2 separate regions of the Homo sapiens genome follow, and region 2 is linked to region 1. Evidence: read pairs that join two places in POLR2A ChIA-PET (ENCODE). Cell type or tissue: A673. All regions are shown on one strand.

Region 1 (8,000 bases):
AGTCTCTCTAGGCTCCGTCTCCTCATCTGTAAAATGGGGCCCTGAATGAATGACCTCACCAGGTTTTCCAGCACTGAAGGTCTACGAATCTTACAAGCTGATTTCAGAAGGCGACTATCTCAGTCCGTTCTGTGCTGCTACGACAGAGTACTCGGTAATTTACAATCAACAGAAATGTATTTGGCTCACAGTGCTGGAGGCTAGAAGTCCAAGATTAAGGGACTGCATCTGGTGAGGGTCTTCTTGCTGCATCATAACATGATGGAGGGCATCACATGGTGACAGCATGCACTAGAGAAGGCCAGACTTAATGTTATAACAAACTCCCACGATAATGACACTTTATACTCCCACAATAATGACACTATCTATTCATGAGGGCATAGTCCTTATGACCTAATCACCTCTTAAAGGTCTTAGCTCTCAGTACTGTTGCACTGGGGATGAAGTTTTCAACACACAAACTTTGGGGAACACATTCAAATCATAACAGTGACGTTACTGGTATATTCAGACACCTTTGTTCCTGAAGTGAGGAGGCGAAGTAGTAAAATTATCCTGTTTACAGTTACTGACCTTCCAGACTGGTTTCACCTCATGCTTTTTCAAATAACTTTTAAAAAATTATTTCTCTTTTCCCTGCACTTCCCCTACCACCCACAGAAGTAAGACTAAGAAAGAGAAAAAAGGAATTCACATTTCTTTCTTCCCTCATCCACATTGTTTTTTTTAAGCTGGTCAAGATAAGAATGTGGGCATTTCTCAGCAGGAATGGATGCCATTATCAACTTACACAGATTCACCAGAACTTGGTGCTGGGGCAAACTGCAGGAGACCTGAAGCTAAACAAGATATATACAGCCACAGAAGACCAGGCCAGGCAGTTACAACAGTCTACTCCTTTCTCTTGCCTACGGGTAAAATGGGTACACACATTCTAGAAAGCAGTTTGGCAACATTTATCAAAATATGTTTAAAAGGTTCACAACCTTTGGATACGGGAATATATCCCAAGAAAACAATACCAAATACAGAAAGAGCCATATGCATAAAGGTGTTCATTATGTGAAAAATTAAAGCAAATTAAATGTCTATCAATAAGGGATTGGGTAAGTAAACCATCCCACATCTTCTTAATGGATTGTAAAATACTATACAGCAATTTAAAAAGAAATCCGTAAAACTTCCATAATATGGATATGGACATATATATGAACTTTCAGCCTCCAGTACTGTGAGCCAAGTAAATTTCTGTTGATTACAAATTATCAAGTCTCAGGTATTCTGTTACAGCAGCACAAAACAGACTGAGAAATCACCCTCTGAAATCTGCTTGTAAGATTCATATATATGAATATATAAATATATGTAATTATATTATATTATTATATATTATAAATATGTAATTATATTATATATTATAAGTATATAATTATATATTACATATTTATAATATATTATAAATAATACATAAATATACAACATATATTAATATATAAATATTGTATATTATATATATGAGGGAAAAATAAGAATTTCAATCCAGTTAAATATGATGGATTAAATATACCTTGACCTTCTCTCACTGGCAACATTTTATTAAATTGACAGTAAATGGGGAGACATATATGAAATGCCAAGTCCAAAGTGGTTTGTGACATCAGGAGATAAGAGATTTCAACAAATACCTGGGCTCTGGGAAGCAGAGGGATGAGTGGTAATGACTCAGCACAGTGGAGAAAGTTACAAACTTCAGCACTTGCGGAAGGCAGACCAGTGAGAAGCACATTGATTTATCTTAAAGGATTCCTGAGAGATTCAGAGCTTGAATGCTCCAAGTCTGCAAAAATCCATGGCGATGTGCAGAGTGGAAGGCACTGCAGTTAATTTAAAGTCTACATTCAGAGGAGTTAGGGACCCAGGGTACCCTCCCCATGTCCACCACATCCACATGGTGTCAGACTTCAACTAGAACTTGAGAAATAGAAGACAATGGAAACATGAATGCAGAGAGGAACCCTATTTTGAACACAGAGCCTGATCATAAATCAAGTATGATGGTGGAATAAGTATATTTCAAACACGCAAAAAAATTGACCTCCCTTGCACCTTTCCTTAGGAAATTACCATAGGATGTGCTTCAGCCAAACAAGAAAAGAAACCAATAAATAGGAATACATGGGATACAGGAAAATGGGGATCTCACCCAAGAAACTGGCTGGATTTTAGAGATAACCAGAGAGCAGCCGGTCCAAATAAGGGGTGAAGTGGGAAGGCATGGAGGTGAAATTTGTATATTATCCAGCATGTTGTTTCAAACTTTTGGAAAACAATATTGATAGGCATTTGATACTTCTTTTGGAGGACAGAGAATTGAGCAAACAAAAAAGCAAAGTGATGTACAAATGGAGGAATGTACCTGACTTGGGTCATGGGGGAATAATATTTTCACAGCCATAATAATGTAAACACAGCCCCAAACTATGATATAACATAGTAAGATAATCAAAGGAGAAATGGAGGAGAGAGCTTATAAAGTAGCTAAATCCTCAATTACCAGAACATGAAGTCAATAGATAATGGGGGGAAAAGCAGCATAGCAAATTATTTAGAAGTATATGAAGATAAATAATAGAAGCAATGCCTAAGGGAGTTGAAATTGTTTCCTCTCAGGAGTGGTGAGAGAATGAGAAGCCCTGGGGTGGGAGACAGCCGCTTTGCACCGGAAGCCTCTTTTGTGTTTTTTGATTTCTTAGAACTATGTCCATGTATCACTTTGGAAAAAGTAAAAATTAATTTTTCAAAATTGTTTCCCCATTTTAATCACAACTGTCAGCTCCATGCCTGGGTCTTAAAGCCAAATTAACCCAGTCCCATATCATGTTCCAGTGCAGCTACTAAAAGCAAGCAGCAAGACTTGCTACCTCGGTAATTTCAAGCAGTTTCTGAAGCTATGGCTCCCTATTGCTCCCAACCTGATTCTCTCACTTTTCTATCCGTTGCCCTGACCCCTAACTCCATACAGGACGCTGAGTTTCTGCCTCTCACTTTCTGTGGTTCCAAAAATGCTCCTGGTTTGCTGGACTCTGCACTTGAATTAAAGTTTTCCCTCCATTTTCTCCCTTGGTTCCCATTGCCCTGGATGAGGCCTTCCTACCCCAACCCCAGGCTCCCGACAGCCATATTTCCACCAGGTGACCCCGCCCACTGGCCACAGCTGATTGGAGCAAGGATGAAAACCTGACCCAGGCAGAGCCAATCCAGTTGTCCCTTTGGGAGATTCCTAATTGAGGCCGAGAGACAGCCAGACAGCTGGACTGCTTTTTTAGCTAGGGAAAAATGTAAATGCAGGAGCTGTGGGCTGGAAGATTTCCAACTTTCTGGGCATGAAGGGCAGACAGTCAGTCTGGAGAGAGAGAAGGGCTCAGACAAGTGCAGGGGGAGGGGGAAGGAGCAGATTTAGAGACCATGTATTTTTAAATAGAGAAGCCAGAGAGAAGCTTGGTCCTCAAATGGCCCTTCCTAAGGCCTGAGTTCTTTTTTTTTTTTTTTGAGATGGAGTCTGGCTGCGTCGCCCAGGCTGGAGTGCAGTGGCATGATCTCCGCTCAATGCAACCTCCTCCTACTGGGTTCAGGCGATTCTCCTGCCTCAGCCTCCTGAGTAGCTGGGATCACAGGCAACAGCCACCACACCCGGCTAATTTTTGTATTTTAGTAGAGACGGGTTTCACAGTGTTGGCCAGGCTGGTCTCGAACTCCTGACCTCAGGTGATCTGCCCCCCTTGGCCTCCCAAAGTGCTGGGATTACAGGCGAGAGCCACTGCGCCTGGCCGAGGCTTGAGTTCTTCAAGCTCCTCTGATTCCTTAAGAGAAAGCCCCCTTTTCTGATTATGCTTGCTTGAGTTGGTTTCTGTCACTTGCAACCAGAAGAATCTCAAGTAAAAACCAACCCTGCCCATCTCCTTAGACTCTGAATGGGGAGGGTGTGAGAAGTAGAGATTTGACTTTTTTGAGACCGCAGAGACTTTTCCCCTCCCCCGGCAGCCCCCAGTTTCCTTTGTGTAGAGTGCTCCCCTCACAGCATGCAGTCTCAATTTATAGAAAGCAAACGTCTGTGTTTCACTGGGAAGGATGGAGGGGGGCCCAAAGGCTCCTTTTGCTGGAACCTTCCACCCACTGCCCTTCTTCAGCCAGGGGGTACACACATAACCAATGACACATTCTCTTGGGACCCTGAATCTTGAGCAGAAGCAAGGGAGAAGGTAGGGCTGGCGTTCGTTCGGTTCCCCAGGAATGACCAGCTAGGGAGATGGACAGAGTTTCTGCTCCTGAGAGACTCTTGAGCCACCGCTTCCTGTCAGTTTACAGCTCGGTTTTTATCCTTCTCTCCATCTTGTGACCTCCCCCAAATTCTCCCACCAAGTTCCCTTTTATGTTGGTTGCGCTTGCCCATTTTGCTTTCTGTTGCTCACAGCCCCCAAACCCTAACCAGCCCGGGGAGGAGGGACCAAGAAGAGATCAGGCAGCTATGTGTGGAGCTCCTACAGCTCCAGCAGTTTCCAAGATCTCAGAGGCCACGCCTCATGTTTGGGAACAACTGGAGATGGTGCTCTCATGTTCAGCAGCAGGGTGCAAGGGAGACTTGTTTGGGTTGGCAGGCAATGGAGGCTTTGGAAGTAGAGGAACAAAATGACTAGCAGTGCCTGATCACTGGATGAGCAGACTCCCAGAGTGGTGGACTGAATTTTTAAAACAGGGCTGGAGACAGGCACAGTGGCTCACTCCTGTAATCCCAGCACTTTGGGAGGCCAAGGTGAGCAGATTGCTTGAGCCCAGGAGTTCAAGACAAGCCCGGGCAACATGGCAAAACTTCATCTCTACAAAACATACGAAAGAATTAGCCAGGTGTGGCGGTGTGCACCTGTAGTCCTAGCTACTTGGGAGGCTGAGGTAGGAGAATTACTTGATCCCTGGTGGTTGAGGTTGCAGTGAACCGATATCACACCACTGCACTCTAGCCTGGGCAATAGAGTGAGACCCCATCTCAAAAAAAGGGCAGGGCTGGAGATCTGGTAGGGCCTGGAGTTAGATGTAGATGTTTACTGTACTGTGTGGTTGTGACCCTGTTTTTACCACCAAACTGCTCTGCATGGGAAGCACCGATTATATAGCTAGGGAGTTGGCTGGAGGAAGATTATATAGTGAAAAAAGACTGGTGGGAAATAAGTAGTCTTTGTTTTCCTCCTTTTTGTTCTGAGAATTCCCTCTCCTCTTTTCCTGTCCCATGTTATTAAGTGACACCCCACCCCATACCCTCTATACCTGCTCAGGTAACACATGTTAACAGCTTATTATGTGTCTTTCCATGTTTATATGCAGATTTGTATAATCCTGTACAGACCTGTGTCAACATACATGTATATGCATACAAACGCAAAGGCAGGTCATTTCTGTTATTGTTTTATAAAAAGTGAATCATGTTACACACCTTTTTCTGCATCTATCTTTTCCCTTTCAACATATCTCCTCATATGGTTTGTGTCCCCTCCAAATCTCATGTTGAAATGTGGCTCCCAGTGTTGTAAGGGGGCCTAGTGGGAGGTGTCTGGGTCATGGAGGCAGATTCCTCATGAATGGCTTGGTGCTGTCCTCATGGTGATGAGTGAGTTCTCACTCTATGAGTTCACATGAGATCTGGTTGCTTAAAGGAGCCTGGCACCTCCTCCTCTCTCTCTTGCTCCCTCTTTTACCATGTGATGTGCCTTTCACCTTCCACCATTAGTATAAGCTTCTTTGTGTGAAGGTCCTTGCATGAAGCAGATGCCAGCTCTATGCTTCCTGAACAGTCTGCAGAACTGTGAGCCAAGGTAAACCTCTTTTCTTTGTAAATTAACCAGTCTCAGGTACTCCTTTATAGCAACACAAAATAGACTAATGTACCTCCCTACCCCCAGTCAAATAGTATAGTGCTAATTCATTCTTTTTAATGGCTATATAATAGTCCATGTTTTATGTACCCTCATTTATTCAGCCTTTCTCTGGGATGGGCATTCACTGTGTTCCCTGTGTGTGTGCACATGCATGAACGCCACTCAAATAACGCTGCAATAAACATCTTTGTACTTACATTTTTACCTAACGGAGCTTTTATTTCTGTGGGCTAGATTCCCAGGAGTTAGACTGCTGAGTTGAAGAGTATATACTTTTTTTATTTTAATAGATGTTGCCAGATTGCTTCCAGTAAAAGTTATACCACTTTGCATTTCCCCCAAAATATAAGAAGGCACACTTTCCCCACATCCCTCAAGACTGGCAGGGAATATTTCAACATATTAACAGCGGTAGTATTTGGATACTGGGACAATGGATGTTTTTCTCCCCTTCGTTTTATTCTAATTTCATTTCCCAATGTTTTCCCCTTTAAAAGGAGGAAAGGTGCAATCGTTTGTTTTAACCAGTCCCACCCCTACACATGCTGATCCTCAGACAAAGGATTCTCTAAGCTGCAGGCCCTGGGGCTCACTGTGCAGCCCCTCCCTGGGCACCAGCTGCCCCTGGCCCCCTTGTGGACCTGTCATCTCATCCCAGCAAGGAGGGGACCCCAGAGGCCTTCACACAATGTCTGCGTATCATATGTTTTCTAAAGCTGATTCACCGAGGTTACTTGCATGGAAGTGCTGCTCTGGTAGAAAAACTTCTAGACCCAGAAACAGACTAATCTGAGGTTGAAGCTTCGACTTTGCCAAGTCACTTAATGTCTCTGAACCTCAGCTTCTTTTTCTGTAAAATGGGGATAACAAAGCAACTACATCAAAAGATTAAGAGCAAAGTGGTTAATAGTTACAAACGCTTGGGGAAGAGGGAAGTATCTGGTAGGTAGTATAGGATCTATGCTGTTTTCTTGTTACATAAATAATGTCTGCCTCATTATGTCACTGTGAGGTCACGTGCACCGAGGTGCTTTCCTCAGCACCCGCTGAGAAGCTGCAAATGTGTAGTATCGCCATCGAGTCAAGTGCTTGTTGGGCTTAGTGCTCTCCTCTGAGCTCCCTTAGCCCTGCGCCTACAGCTGTCCCCGTTCTCAGAGGACACTGCAGTTGTGTCTGGTTTTGTGCTCTTCTCTCTGCTCTTCTGATGACTGGACTGGCTTCGGGAGCTGCTCTCAGAAAGACCCTGCACTTGGTTTCATGCTCTGCTGTCACCATCTTGAAATTCTTGAACATACGCCCCAAATATGATATCATGTAGCTATTCCCACCTCGCGCAATGCCCGACATGAAGTGAGCCCCCAGTAAATGTGTTAAAATGAAGCCATGCAAATAGTAAAGAAAACTTTGCTTCTGCCTTCTACGTGCTCACAGGATAGTTGGGAAGATAGCTATAGAAACTCTGAAGTGCACTAAAACCTCCACACAGTACATGGTGCAGCATTGCAAGCCCTGGCTTGGAATCAGACAAAGCTGGACGTAGAGTCCAGCATGTAATGCTGAACAAATTACTTGACTTCTAGGTACCTCAGTTTCCTCAGGTGCAATCTAGAGCTAAGACTACCAACTTGGTCAATCTGGAAGGTCAGTTCTGAGGTTTCCACTGCAGGCTTTGGGGTGGAGTATGGGGAGGCCCCATCCTGCTGAGCTGGGTTTGGAGCTGGGTTTGGGCAATGGCAGTTCCTGCGTCTAAGGTTCATAAAAGGCCCCCTTTTCCAGATCTCTTGGATCTTCCAATCTATTCCTCATTTAGCCTTACTAGGGGTGCTTACCTGCGGACTCTGATGTGGGTTCCTGCCCACTGAAATGGGTTTTCCTTGGCTACAAAGGTATAGCCTTTTCTGCACACAAGAGTCTAATATAGGGAGGTCACTTGATGTCACAGACAGGGCCTTAGAGTGAAGAGAGGGCAGCATTAGCAAATCCACAGCTCCAGGAAGTCCCCTGATATGACACCTCTCCTAGTCTTCCCCCTCCTTATGTTCTGGGACCACACCCCTCCCCAGCTTCCCA
Region 2 (8,000 bases), 590 kb after region 1:
TTTGAAGATACCTTTTCTCTCGCTCTGCTGCGTCCTTCTCAGGAGTTGAGTTCACGGGCTTCATAATATCCTAATGTCCCTCTCATCGCCTATGACTCCAAGCCAATTCCCACATCCAACCTCAAGCTTCACAAGTCGAAACCCAGGTTTCTCTGCCAGAGCCGGGGGAAACAGAGCCCCTAGCCTGCCATTTTTAATTACATCAGGGCTGGGTGAGCAGGTAATCGCTGTGCATTTCAGTAAATTACCTCTCATAAAGGGGCCATCATGTTTGCTCATGTGCCCTTCTTTCCTGGAACCAGCTCCCTGTTTGCCAACATTGTATCTTCCCAGCAGCCCATGCGCCTGGTGATCGTCCTTTTAGTCAAGCTGGGGGACAGTCAGGTGCAGGGGGAGGAGGCAGTGTTTGGGCAAATATTGGACTTGGCCACACTTGCTGTTCGTATCAGGAACCCAATTGGTGTTATTGATTGACAGATTCGGGGACCAACTGTTTAGAAAGCTGAGCCCCCTCGGATTGGGCTAGGTGTTTCAACAAACAGCCCTAATGCTGGGCAAACAGGGCTGTTGGAAGAAGTGCCCAGCGTGTTAGCAGAGCAAACCAAGCACTGAGCAAACAGCTTAAAAGAATGTGGCCACCTCCACGTAACCTCAACCGAGGTATTGATCCCACCGGAGGAAAGAGAGGGGCCGAGTGGGGAACAGAGAGATACAAACCCCGGCAGAATGTAAATGTTATCTTTAAGCTGCGGCTGTCACGGCCCTAATGGGCATCTGTTTGGAATTTGTCTTCTTGCAAATCTTTAAATCCAGGTCAGGGCCAGGCACAGAATTTAATAACAACTTTTCAGAGAGATCGGGGCTTGGGACTGATTTCATTCCCCATAAGCCCAACTGGGACTCTTCTGTTCTTCTTAAAGGCAGCTGCCTTGCATGGAAACTTGCTGGGTGCAAGTCCCAAGCTAGAAAGAGATAAATCTTCTGAACACTGGTCATAAGGCTACAGGAGAGAAGAAGGAAATTCAGAAATAAAGGTGCTTTCTCTGACCCCTGAGCTGTCCATACAAGAGAGCTGGTGGAGTGGAAAGAATCCTGGACTCAGAATCAAGAAATCTGGGTCCTGCTGCAGCTGCTGGCTCTGACTGGCTGCCCCTTCTGTCTTCACCTCCCTGACCTTCAACCTCTGTATCTATGAACTGAGGGATGCAGTCCCTGCTGGGCATATTCAGGGTCAGGCCAGACAAGCCCATTCCAAGGTGGGAGCACACTCTGCAGACAGAAAACACTGTCCCAGTTTAAGGAATCGGGATATTTGCTGAGAGACCCTGGGAGATGCCCCTCCTGAGCCTGAGACCTTCTGACATCACCAAGTCGCAATGGAATGGACCATGGCTGTGGTTATCTATTTTTCTAGGTAGGTGACTGTTGGAATTTGGGTGTCCTTTCCCAAAAGCTAGATGGGCAAAGGGAATACATGTTGTTTGCAAATTCCTTGAAAAGTCAAAAAATCATGATTGCTTACTTGCTGTTATTTTTGAGACAGGGTCTCACTCTGTTACCCAGTCTAACAGAATCGTGCTCTGTCACACAGGCTGGAGTGCAGTGGGACGATCATAACTCACTGCAGCTTTAAGCTCCTGGATTCAAGCAATCCTCCTGCCTCAGTCTCTCAAGTAGCTGGGACTACAGGTGTGCACTACCACACTTGACTATATATATATTTTTTTTTTGTAGAGATGGGGTCTCACCATGTTGTCCAGGCTGATCTCGAATTCCTGGCCTCAAGTGGTCCTCCCACCTCAGCTTCCCATAAACAATGGGATTACAGCATGAGCCACCATGTCCAGTTGCTTGCCTTTTAATATTTTTGTAAAATAATAGGGTTAAAAAAATACTTGCCCTCTGTGTCTCAAATGAGGCCAGAGGACTGTGATTGGATATCACCCCTGGTCCACAATTTCTTGCCAAGAAAAAAACCACAGCACTCCTATCTTCAACTAGAGGCCATAGCAGTGTGAGTAACCCCAGGGTATTACTTGGCACTGCATTGTACAAGAGAATAGAGGGAACTTAAAACCTTTTGGCCATCTCTACCTCTTGGTATCTGCTCTCATGATGATAAGGAGAATCAGAGAAGGCTGCAACTCAGAGGAGGCATCTACTTTGATAGATCTTTAAACAGGGGCTTAACAGGGAACAGCCGCAGCTTAAAGATTACATTTATGAAAGGATACAGGCAAAGTGGTCAGGAGCTCGGGCTTCAGAGCTAAGTGCCTGGGGTAGAATCCCAGCTCTGCCACTCGTGGTGCTGTGAGGCCTTAGGCAGGTTACCTAACTTCTCTGAACTTCAACAACACTTCTCCCTGTGAAATGGAAACAATACCCCTGGAGGGACTGCCCCTCAGTGCGGCACCTCACCCACGATAAGCCCTCAGTAAATAATAGGGACTTTTATGGTTATTTTTGTGATGTGAGCAGGACAGACCCTAGTGAGAATGAGCTGTCATTGCCCATATGTGACTGCAGAGGATGCCTTGCTCCCAGTGAGGAAACCCACCAGCCTTCCCTAGAAAACCTACCATCAGAGCCTTGGGTCAGCACCGAGATTTTACCGTTCAAGTGGAGACGCGCACTTCGTTTCAAGTGTGTGGCCTATGAGAGCCGCTCGGATGGGCTTCCTCATCAGAGGGACCTCTCCAAGGCCTCCTCCTCCTGCATCGACCAGTAGCCCTGCCCTCAGCGCAAAGAGAAGGCTGTGGGGTTTGAAGACAAAGTTCTCCGGCATAGAGATGGGCCGGTCTATTACCTTCTGCTTATAGATGGGGCAGTGAATGCCCAGTGTAAGGAAAGGACTTGCCCGAGGTCACAGAGGAGGTCAGTGGCTGCACAGGTTTTTTTGTGGCAATAAGAAAATGGGCTGATGAGGCTGGGTCTTTAAAGGCAAAACCAGTGACAGGTTATCAGGGAGAAGTTTAAGCTTGCCTTAAAAGTGGAGCGGATGGGGGCCCAATTCACCTCCAGTAAATAGTTATGAATTAGGGTTTATCTACAGCAATTAAAAACAAATAAGTAAATCGTACCTGCATTGGCATGCTTCGTCTCAACCTACTGATATACCTACCCTCACTGGAAACGTCCATCTCAACTAAGGTTGTTTCAGAACCTTTGCTTTCGGAACAAGGGCACACAAACACGGGGGTAATTTATGATTGTAATTTATGACGTGTTAAGTAGAGATAACTATATTTCTCCAATCTGCATGGCCTAACATCTGGTTAAGTAAGGAAAATGGGCCCGGAAGATGTGGTATCGATGATCCCCCTATAAGGAGAAGTCTTAGCTAAGGTTGGGTGCATTTGGTGAGTGTTGAGCCACGGCCAACCTGCTTCCGGGCCTAGGGCACTCCCATCCCTGCCCCAACATGGTCCCACAGAGCTCAGGCACAGGCCACAAGGTTCCCAGCCTCCATCAGACCCCAGCTTTCCCCCTCTCCTGCTCTGCTCCTGGCTCCATGAGACAGTAGCATGCAGACTATGAACCAAGAAAAAGTTAAAAGCAAAAAGGAGAAAACTTGTTAAAACCACTGCTGTTTTTAAGGGTCAAGGAAGGATTCCTTGACCTGCCCTGGAGGCAAGAAAACAGGTCACATAAACACCACACCCCTTTCTCCAATCAGCCTAGGGTTACAGACTTACTTCTGTTAGGCAAAGACCTCCTTTCAAGAAGAGAATATGCTGGGCCACTCTGCAGATCTGGAGGAGTTTGGAGTAAGAGTGGGTGCCCCAGACATTGGACCAAGCATTCCACAGGTAGAAGGCTTGGAAGCTGGAAGCCCAGTGAACATGCACCTGGTTAGAGGGATCAGGAAGCCTCAGCTCTGGAGTGGATTAAGATGCAGGTAGAAACAGCTCAGAGTGGGTCTCTAATCCCATCTAATCCACTCTGGGCTCAAGGATCCCAGAAATCCCTTACCAAGCACTTTCTTTGTCTCACCCGCAGTGACCACCTCCCTCCCTTTCCCTTGGAAAGCCCAAGTTATCAGGCAGTGAAAGAACTGGCCCCTGACTCTGCTGCTATAACATCTCCCATGCCACACTGCTGCTTCTGAACATGCAGGCCCTTGAAACAGGAAAAGCAGTACCCACTTTCTCACTCCACAGCTCCACTCACAATTACCAACTGTTTACAGGAAAGACAATGAGAGTGCGTCCCCTGAGAGAAGGGGTTAATTATTACAAGTCAGGAAAACAGAGAGTTACAGTATGCTGACCCCCTCTACCTGAATACACAGTAACTAGTGCTGTTTTTGAAAACACCCAGGTTAGAGCCAGGTTTACATTTGACAAGCATCAGCTAATTACAACAATAATATGAACTACACAACAGCATCAGCATGGCTGATGAATCATTGAAAAGGCTGAGTGACTCTTAGAATGCCCAATTAATGATTCACCCTGTAAAAATGCATCTCCACGCTGGTGCCCAGATCTGGCTCATTATGTTAAAAGCTCTTACGCCACTGGGCCTTACATACAGACTCTAAATATCTTCAGAACTTTGAACTTTGAAATAAGTAAACACGAATATGCACTAACTAGGACTGGCTTCATGGGCACGCAACCTATGAGGCTAGTTATTCAGGGCCTGAGCTCCAAAGGGCACCACCCCCAACTTGGTTGAATGCTCTCTTGAAATTCTGAATAATTCTAGAACAGGGAGCCCCAGCATTTCCATTTTGCACAGGGACCTGAAAATGATGTTTCCAGGCTTGGGCTAAACTCTTAAAGAAGAAAGCAAGAGAAAGTGAGACACAGGAATCCACACATCAAGCCACTTTTGCCCCCATCTGAAGCAAAATGCCCCATTCTTTTAAAATTCTGAACAAGAGAAAGGTGTGGAATTTTTTTTTTTTTTTTTTTTCTGGAGGAAGTGTTTCGCTACATTAGAAATACCTTATGAGTAGGTCTGGCCCTGTCCTCTAAGCTAACCCCTCTCCTCCCTGACCACCCTCTGCAGAAAAACTCCTCTCTGACCTGCCGTGTCTGCAACCTGAGGTTGAGGTTGAGGGATAATTTCAGCTCTTTTCTGAGATAACAGAGAAGTCAGAGTCCTTGCTGTTTCCTTCTTCATAAAATGAAAGAGCATTGCGGGGGCAGCGGAAGGCAGAAGGGACTAAGTCAACCTTTCCCAGCCCTTTCTGAGATGTTCAAAAATGTTCACCCAGAGAGGGTCTCTATAGCAAAAAAAAAAAAAAAAAAAGAAAGAAAAAGAAAAAGAAAAAAAACCAAGTTTTGAAAACTCTGGGTCAAATAAAGTTAACTTTCTGAACTGGAGGACTTTCTCAGAACATTTAAAGAGTTAACAGGAATTGTGTGACTCTCCAAGCCTGGGGTGACAGCACTTTCCAAGCTCATTCTACTATAATTGATGTAACAACCCATCCACCCTGGGGAGTATTTACCATCAGGCTGAGGAATCTTGGACTTCAGAACCTCTCTGAATGCAGTGCAATGACCTGCACTGGTCATTGCAGAGCTCTGGAAGTACCCATACTGAGTGTTCACCTGGTCATATGCTTGGCTAAAATTTGCAGAAGTAAGATATTGCTGTATCCATTTTCTTTTCTTTCCTTTTCTTTTTTGAGAGGGAGTCTCACTCTGTCGCTCAGACTGGAGTGCAGTGGCACAATTTCAGCTCACTGCTACCTCCACCTCCCGGGTTCAAGTGCTGCATCCATTTTCTTAAAGAAAGGTCCTAAAATTGTGTGAGCTTTGGGACCCCCAAAACGCACATCCTCCTCTGCATCCATTTTCACATCTGGAGGCACCACCCTTACATCATAACTAACATCTTAACATGCACCCACATCTCGCATTTCATCTAATTTATAAATAACTGTAGGAGTTGAGTTGGAGCTGGTATAATGTCATTTGCTTAGTAGACTCATAATTAAACATTTTTTCATATTGGTTTTGCTCAGTTGCAAGGAATGTTAATTTTGGAGGCAACACTTTTTAAATTTCCATGTCACGATCATTTTCTTAGGTCCTGGGAAAGCATGTGGGCCCTGAGGACTAGGCCTACAGTGCAGGATGGATAAAATAGGGCTGCACTCAGCCAGCCTCTACAGTTCGAGAAATGCCATACTTATAGAGCAATACTGATTATTTTCATGGTCGTTTCCAATTCAGTGGAAATGTCGATTTAATATCTAATTCAGACTAAAGAGAGATTGGAGTGGTTGGGGGAGTCGAGTTTGGATTGCAGAAATTGAGCTTTTATTATTTTCGAGAAACAGCAGGTTTCCTTGAACTAGGTTAACAAGGTGTTATCTAACAAGACCTTAGGGGGCTGATTTAACGGTTAGGACAAGATTGTTGTGTAATTAGCTTATCAACTCTGTATATGTAAATGAAGGCTTTTAAAGTCTTAGGAAAACTGGCTCTTGCTCTTAAGTAATTTAACTGTTTCCCCTTGATGCTCTTCATTCTCTCCAGCTTGGACACTTCTTTCCTTAATTAAGCATTTATGGAAGTCCATCTTGTGCGCAGCACTGTGCCTAGGGATTGAAATATGAGTAAGACCCAGTCCCTGCTCTCCACCAGCCCATGGTCTAATCAGAGGTCCGCGAACCTTTTCTGTAAAGGACCAGATGGTAAATACTTCAGTTTTGCAGACCATCTCTGTTGCAATAATAACCCGACTCGGCCCTTCAAGTACAAACGCAGCCACGGACAACGTATCAACAAATGAGTGGCCATGTTCCAATAAAACTTTATTTACAAAAGCTACTTGGGCCATGGTTTGCAGACCCTCTGGTCTAAAGAGAGAGACAAAAATATAAATAATTTACTATGCAAAGATAGAAACTTAATTCTGTGCAATTATGGAAGCGCTAGCCAAGTGCTGTGGATTCACAGGGAAGAAAGAAGTAATTGATTTCCAGGAGAGGCCAGAAGCTTCCTGGAAGAGCCATTGCCTCTTGGTTCAGGCCTTTATGGTCCCCCAGTTGCTTTGTTCTTATCCATTTTTCCTCCCCATTGAGGCCAAGGGCTTCTGCGACCTGGCATCATTTTGTATCATTCCTGGGGCCTAGCTAAGATGTGAGCACAGGTCCTGCCTACAAAATCACAGCTTCTGAGTCAGCATCCAGTCAAATAAGGTTGATGTTGTTAGAGCAAAACTCCGATTGGGCTCTCACCCAGGCTTCAGATAAACACTTCTTGTTTGGAAAACCATGGTGCCTTTGAGGGGAATTAGACAATGTAATCTCCTCCTGCACGCAACCTCTGCTCTAACTCCTTTATTGTTCTTCCAGACACTTTCTCTTTGCATTTTCAATATCCAAATGCCATTTAGTTTATTGAGGCTTGTTTGCTCAGGGCTGGGCAAATAAAAGAACAAAGGAGGCTGTGAGCATCACCCCAGCCTTTGCTATCACGGGCTCTCAAGGTGAGCTTAGCAGCCTTCAGCACCAATCCCCTTAACAGGCTGCAGGCCAAGGTCGCTGGAGATGTGAGATGCAGGGCTATAAAGATGGGATAGGAGACAAGGCACTTTCTAAAAGGACTCCCGATAGCATATCTCCAATTCCACCAGGAACTAGGAAAAGGATGACACCCTGGCAATAACAGCAGGTAAATGAATTACTCACCCAGTAAAACTGATGGAGCTGATAACAGCAAGACCCAGAGATTGTTGGGTCAGAGGTTGCATCAGGAGACGGCTTCAGAGATTTAGGCTGTCGATCACCTTCATCAGCCTTTCTCCAAGACCTCTCCAAGTCAATATCCGATCTACCTAGGAGTACAGTGTGCTCACTGTGCCACCCAGGCAGGGGCCACCCCTAAGCCCTTTCTCTAGAAACACTCTGCAGCCCCCACTGCCCACTTGTTCCTGGTGTTCACCAGTGGGGGACAATGCTTGTGAATCCCCCAATATTTGTATGACTCTTGGGGAAGCTAGAGGAGGACAAATCAGAGAATGCTGGATCCAAAATA

The links. ChIA-PET counts read pairs that join two places held together with the same protein. Peaks named below come from ENCODE experiments on the same cell type or tissue, not always from the same donor. Only the 100,000 strongest peaks of a DNase experiment are listed, where the experiment ranks them.
Region 2: POLR2A ChIA-PET joins it to region 1 with 18 read pairs; 3 of 35 experiments call an interaction of 5 or more read pairs at or near these places.

Annotation. Positions count from the first base shown.
Region 1 is chr15:70,144,005-70,152,004 of GRCh38, reverse strand. No RefSeq gene overlaps it. Among named protein-coding and RNA genes, the nearest start is that of TLE3, 50 kb to the right of the region's middle. In A673, no CTCF peak of the experiment used is centred here; a DNase peak (open chromatin) is centred at 3,314.
Region 2 is chr15:69,554,029-69,562,028 of GRCh38, reverse strand. DRAIC (downregulated RNA in cancer, inhibitor of cell invasion and migration) reads right to left here and starts at 309. Exons shown (of 5, transcript NR_026979.1): 1 at 12-309. RefSeq lists enhancers at 2,964-3,465, 3,466-3,969. In A673, no CTCF peak of the experiment used is centred here; a DNase peak (open chromatin) is centred at 4,448.